Linked DNA regions of Homo sapiens: region 1 is linked to region 2. A link is a contact called in ENCODE Hi-C or POLR2A ChIA-PET data. All regions are on one chromosome and are shown on one strand. The core of a region is the stretch at or near the end of the contact, and the rest is flanking DNA. Distances in the headings are between cores, read along the strand shown. Region 1 holds the start of MARF1 (meiosis regulator and mRNA stability factor 1). Region 2 overlaps MPV17L-BMERB1 (MPV17L-BMERB1 readthrough).

Region 1 (3,156 bases), core at 52-2,551, 92 kb after region 2:
ACTTCCCAAATACCATCCACGAAGCAACTTAGGTAGCCAAAAGCAGGTTCTGTTTGACTTGAGCGACAGTCTCCTTTCTGTCACTCTCTTCAAGTCTTTTGACCAATTCAATGAGGAGAGCATAGGCTCTGTCGACTGTCTGCATTTTGGTCTCCAATTTGACTGCGGTGCAGCTTTGGACAACTCACAACCTCTCTGAACCTCAGATCCCATCTCTAAAATGGGTGTGATAATAATAGAAACCACCTTACAAGGCCGTTGTTTGGATTACATGAGGTAATCCACGGGGAACATTTAGCAAATGTTGTTTCCTTAGCACCCAATCTAGTCTTTGACCCCACACCACCCCATCCCATTACCGTTTTCTCCCCCATAGCTCTTCTGTCCAAAACGGCCTTTTTAGCTTATTTTATTATCTTTCTCCCCCATTAGGCTATAAACTCCATGACAGCAGAGACTATGTTTTCTTATCCACTATTCCAACTCCTGTCCTTAGTACAATGCCTGGCATATTTTAATAAATAACTGTTGAACGAATAAAGCTTAATAAATAGGAAAACAGTTTAGGTTTCAATACACCGATATGCAAAAGAGAAGAATATTTACCGCTCAGAGAAGTCCAAAAGACACAAATGCAATTGGACAGCTCTTGGTAATACCGGAAAGGTGCTTGAGAAACTCTAAAAGGTGTATCACGAGGTCGCGTTACAACTACTAGTGAGAGTGGCTGAAGCCCTAGACATTGTCAACCCTGAGACTACACCCTATGTGTTGCTAAAAGGCCGAGGAGAATGCAAAACGGCCGGGGAGGGGGGAGTGTGTTGCAAAAACACCCGCCCCTTTCCTTCTCTCTTAACCTTCCAGCTGTGCACTTCACTCCTGGAGGGCCCCACCAGGGGTCAGACAGGGGCGGGCGGGGAGCCAAATGCCCTCGAAGGGGAACAGCGGCGCCAACAGTGACAGTAGTGAATGGACCCGAAAGGGAGACAAGCCAACTCTTTCGTGGGGGGCCCAACTGGCGCGTCCCAGTTAGCTAACCTCCCCTCTCCACCACCATCCCACCAGCAATAGGCGGGGAAAGAGGGGACACTGTCCTCCGTCCCGCCCCGCTGGCCTCGGAGCAGAGCCTGCCGGGGTCTGGTCGCAGGACTGTCTGCAAACTCACCTCTGCCGCCGGCTCCACCTCCGCTCACATTCCGGCCCCGCCGCCTTCCCCCCGCCCCCCCCAGGCCCTTTGTTTTGATTCCCGACTCCGCAGCTCCCGCCGCCGCCGCCAAGCGCACCCTTCACTTCCGCTTCCGCACCGCACCGCCCCTGTCGCAAAACCGACGCCCTTCTCTCCTCTTCGCCCCGCCCCTTCCTCGCCCCGCCTCCGCCGCCGCGTCCTGTCCGCGCGGGGCATGCTGGGAACCCCGGGGGGGGCGGGGCCTCGCGGCCCTGCAGCCTCGTCAGGCTCAGTCCCCTCCCGATAAACCCCTAAATAGGGACTTTCCCGGGGGGTGACCCTGGCTTTTTTGGCGAAAACCCCCAGTTTAAGGAGGCCTTCCCCCTGGCTTCACGTTGTGGAGTCGAAAGGAACCTTGAAGCGGAGAATGAGCTCGTGACGTGGACCCGAGGAAAAAACCTGCCAACCAGGATTTAATAGAATTCAGCTCTTTCAGGCTTTGGAGGGAAGGCGATTTGAACGGGATTTCAATGAAAAACCCTGTCCCTTCGGCTTTTTTTTTTTCCTCTCTCGGGTCTCGTCACGTGATGGTCCTACTTTATTTTTAAAAATTAAATGGCGCATATTCCCCAGCATCCTAAATCTAGTGCAACCTAGTGGCAAGTGGAGAAAAAAATAACTGCCAACCTGGCTTCCTACGAGGTCCCCCGGAGTTCTCGCAAAGTTGCGACCCAGTTGGCAAAAATACAGTGTGTGCAAAGACTCAACTGGACATTGCCACCAAGAATCAAGAGATTTTTGGGGACTTTAGCAAGAAAACGTTATTTTTAAAAGCCCTGCTCCAAAGCTGGTTACAAATGAATACTGCGTTTCCAGTGACAGGTTGGGCGAGCAGAAAGGAAATCTTACGGTTAGTTTCAAACACTTTGTGTTTTAGGTGGCCAGATATGCTGTGTGGTTTGCTTTAAAAAAAAAAATAGCGCCCCACAATCTTCACGTTTCCCTGGAATAAAAAAAAATTTAAGACTCAGCAAAAGGGTGATTTCTGAAACTACCAGCTGATTACTATTTTCTGTTGCAAATTAGGAAAAAAGCAAAGCACATATTGTGTAAGTTAAATCTAGACACGATTTAGGATGTGCTAGCTGCTAGCTAAATGCTACCTTAGGAGTTTATTTTTAAAGTTTGCCCAGAAACAAGTTGACTTTGCAAAAGAATCAGTAAGTCGAAATTGCCAAACGAGAATATTTTGCCCAAAAAAATCCTTACTGGGAGGTTATTTCAATAGGCAATCCCCATTACGTGGGGATTAACACATCCCTGTAAACATCCCTGTAGACGGGTATTGTGGAGGGCAGGATCAGACATGTAGCTGAAGAATCCTTTGTGCCTGTATTTAATTTTCCAGAAGGCAGATGACAAGCACACATCCTCTCCCTGCGTAGGTATTTATTACTGCTGACTAAATCTTGACTGTGGGCTGGGCGCAGTGGCTCAGGCCTGTATTCCCAATACTTTGAGAGGCTACGGAGGGAGGATCTCTTGAGCCTACAAATTTGAGACTAGACTGGGAAACGGTGAAACCCTATCACTATTTAGAAAAGAAAGAAAAAGAAAAAAATCTTCATTATGTCTGTGTATAGGTAGTATTTTCCAAGTGGAGATTAGAATAGATGAAAAACCCGTTTCTAGCGTTTTGGCTTTTTTCAAAGTACCAAACAAATACGCTACTCTTCAGAGGTGTTTTTTCCCCATTTTATTTCAGTTGAGTATGTTTCAACACAAGCCATATTAACTAAAAATCTTAAGAAACAAGGTAATTGTAGGTTTCTAATTGCTTTTTTTAAAAAATAGTTTTTAGCCAGAAAACATCAAAGAATGCAGACACATTTCCTTTTTACTTTTTTTTTTTTTTTTTTTGAGACAAAGTCTTGCTTCATTGCCCAGGCTGGAGTGCAGTGGCAGGATCTTGGCTCACTGCAGCCTCCACC
Region 2 (3,171 bases), core at 346-2,845:
TTTAAAATTCTTAAACAGGGCCGGGTGCGGTGGCTCACGCCTGTAATCCCAGCACTTTGGGAGGCAGAGGCAGGCGGATCACTAGGTCAAGAGATGGAGTCCATCCTGGCCAACGTGGTGAAACCCTGTCTCTACTAAAAATACAAATATTAGCTGGGCGTGGTGGCGGGCGCCTGTAGTCCCAGCTACTCAGGAGGCTGAGGCAGGAGAATTCCTTGAACCCAGGAGGCGGAGGTTGCAGTGAGCTGAGATCACGCCACTGCACTCCATCCTGGCGACAGAGTGAGACATTGTCTAAAAAAAAAAAAAAAAATTCCTAAACAGGAGGGGCTTAGGGCCAGCCAGTTGGTCACATGAAACAATCAGGGGACTTACCTTAGAGCTGCCTTCGCAGTAGGGAGTCCATGGTTTTTAGTGAGATTTGTGTCGTACAAATTAATTAAAATTGCATAGTTTCTATCAAGTTTTTTTCTTACACTTTCCACAAAATTGGGAAAAATGTCTATTTCCCATTTCTTTATTTCATTTTCTCTTATTGCTTCTATCCTACCTGATATTTCCCATTTCAAAAGCACGTTTTTTTTTTTGAGATGCAGTCTTGCTCTGTCGCCCAGGCTGGAGTGCAGTGGTGCCATCTCGGCTCACTGCAAGCTCCACCTCCCGGGTTCACGCCATGCTCCTGCCTCAGCTTCCCGAGTAGCTGGGACTACAAGCACCTACCACCATTTTTTGTGTTTTTTAGTAGAGACAGGGTTTCACTGTGTTAGCCAGGATGGTCTCTATCTCCTGACCTCGTGATCCACCCCGCCTCGGCCTCCCGAAGTGCTGGGATTACAGGTGTGAGCCACCGCGCCCGGCCCAAAAGCACTTTTTAAATGTTGAGGTGGTTTGAAGGCTAATGGAAATTACGAGGTGGGACTGAAACCATTCCCTGCCATCCCTAAGAAAGCCCACTCCTTGGAACTGCCACTGGTGAAAGTCTCACTCTGTCACCCAGGCCAGAGTGCAGTGGCACAATCTCAGCTCACTGCAACCTCTGCCTCCCAGGTTCAAGCGATCCTCCCACCTCAGCCCCGCAAGTTGCTGGGACTACAGGTGCCCACCACCATGCCTGGCTAATTTTTTTTTTTTTTTTTAAGTAGAGACGGGGTTTCACCGTATTGCCCAGGCTGATCTCAAACTCCTGAGCTCAAGTGATCTGCCTGCCTCAGCCTCCCAAAGTGCTGGGATTACAGGCATGAGCCACCGCGCCCGGCCTGAAAGCATTTTAGAAGGCTCCTGACTGAAAGAACGGGATAAAGTAAGGGGGTATGGGAACAGAAGATGACAGCCTGGTATATCTGGGTGACATGCGTAGGCAGTCTGTTGTAGTGGCAATTGTCAGGGCTCTGGAGTTAGACTGTCTTCTTTCAAATCTTGCAAGCTGTCTGATCTCGGGCGATTTACTTAACCTCTCTGAGAGTTCTGTAAAGTGGAGAATAAGAATACCACCCTACAGATGATGAGGATTCAATGAGATTGGGCTGGATACAAATCAGCTTTTGTTGGCATCAGCTTGAGAGGAGGGATGGACTTGGGAGTGGAGAGGGTGGATTTGGGGGAGAGGACGCCACACAGTGGCAGGAACTCGCAGCAGGTGACTGAGAGTGGAAGGCACAAGAGAGCCCAGATGCTGAGCCAGCTCAGAATAGAAACGGTATTGATAGCAGAATGCAAAGCAGTATCACTCGAATGACGGATGTTTAATTGGATTTCTCCAGGGCTGACTCACCGCCTTTGATAGATGCGATTGCCCTCGTGGTGTCTATCATGAGACTTGAAATTTTTCCACCTGCACCTGCAGTCTTTAGGCCTTGTTTCAACAAAATGCAGTACTGTGTGTACCCTCCATGCCTGCCAGCCTTCCTTCCTTCCTTGTGTATTTACTGCAATGTATCAGGGACGGGGTGGTGTGCTAGAACCATGAAGGAAAAAGGCAAAGTCCCTTAAAGGAGGTGCAGTCTGTTGAGGCAGAAACACAAATGCCTAGATGGTTCTGGAATGCCTAGATGTCAATGGGATAACAAGGGGGCTATGGCTGCAGGAAGGAAGAGGACCTGATGTAGCTGAGGGCATCAGGAAGATTCCAGAAGGAGAAGGGATTAGTGAAGCTGCAGAGCACTTAGTTTGAGACAAAGATTTCTGAGCTGAGGGAGGAGTTGGGCAAAGGCTTGAGTGCAGGAGTTCAAGAGAACTCCTTGGGGCCAGGCTTTACACAGGGATGCACATGGGCTGTGTACCAGTCTGTTCTGACACTGCTGTAAAGATACTACCCGAGACTGGGTCATTTATAAAGGAAAGAAGTTTAATTGACTCACAGTTCTGCATGGCTGGGGAGGCCTCAGGAAACTTGCAGTCATGGCAGACGGCGAAGGGAAAGCAAGCACGTCTTACGTGGCGGCAGGAGAGAGACAGCACAAGAGAAAATGAGTGTAGGAAGTGCCACATTTAAAACCAGCAGCTCTCTTGAACTCCTGCACTCAAGCGATCCTCCTGCCTCGGCCTCCCTTAGTTCTGGGATAACAGGCAGGAGCTGCTGTGCCCACCTGGAGCTTAATCTCTGTTCACATCTTTAATTATTCTGGGCCAGCTTAGCCAAAGGCCTTAGGGGTAGGGTTAGGGACACCAAGGGCCAGTCTTCTATCCACTTCACAGCTCGCTGGGCCCTCCAAGGGAAGGACTATGTGTCTCATTCTAGGCACTGGTAAGAGTCTGGGGGAAAAAAAATCAAAAATAACAAGTGGACGCGGTGGCTCACACCTGTAATCCCAGCACTTTGGGAGGCCGAGGTGGGTGGATCACTTGAGGTCAGGAGTTCAAGACCAGCCTCGTCAACATGGTGAAACCCCGTCTCTACTGAAAATACAAAAATTAGCAGGGTATGGTGGTGTGCCCCTGTAATCCCAGCTACTCAGGAGGCTGAGGCACGAGGATTGCTTGAACCTGGGAGGCAGAGGTTGCAGTGAGCTGAGATTGCACCACTGCACTCCGGCCTGGGCGACAGAACGAGACTCCATCTCAAAAAAAAAAAGAAGAAGAAGAAGAAGAAATGAACTCACAACACTTACTGTCTCCTTCAAAGGAGTGAAGGATGTGCAGAGGGCTAAGTGCGGTCCCAGAAACTGCCAGGTA

The links. A loop is a pair of places that touch in the nucleus more often than their neighbours do. ChIA-PET counts read pairs that join two places held with the same protein, here RNA polymerase II (POLR2A). Pooled maps may share reads with other maps.
Region 1: a loop to region 2 is called in a map of HepG2, with 21 times the contacts of the local background. The contact joins the promoter of MARF1 here to the enhancer-like site in region 2. A Hi-C loop is called at or near these places in 4 of 168 maps with a recorded cell type or tissue (Calu3, HepG2, gastrocnemius medialis and 1 more) and 9 of 50 pooled maps. POLR2A ChIA-PET finds 5 or more read pairs at or near these places in 10 of 52 experiments (A549, GM10248, GM12878 and 6 more).

What each region holds. Positions count from the first base shown.
Region 1 is chr16:15,641,853-15,645,008 of GRCh38, forward strand. MARF1 (meiosis regulator and mRNA stability factor 1) reads right to left here and starts at 1,302. Exons shown (of 27, transcript NM_014647.4): 1 at 1,166-1,302. MIR484 (microRNA 484) reads left to right here and starts at 1,442; the gene lies at 1,442-1,520. It also overlaps a transcript of NDE1 not described here.
Region 2 is chr16:15,549,381-15,552,551 of GRCh38, forward strand. The region is part of intron 2 of MPV17L-BMERB1 (MPV17L-BMERB1 readthrough); the gene reads left to right. The region is part of intron 2 of BMERB1 (bMERB domain containing 1); the gene reads left to right. Among named protein-coding and RNA genes, the nearest start is that of MIR6506, 60 kb to the right of the region's middle. Within about 2 kb of position 1,596, at least 4 of the 41 ENCODE cell types and tissues checked have a DNase peak (open chromatin) inside an H3K27ac peak, as active enhancers do; they include HCT116 and gastrocnemius medialis, where a contact is called at or near this core.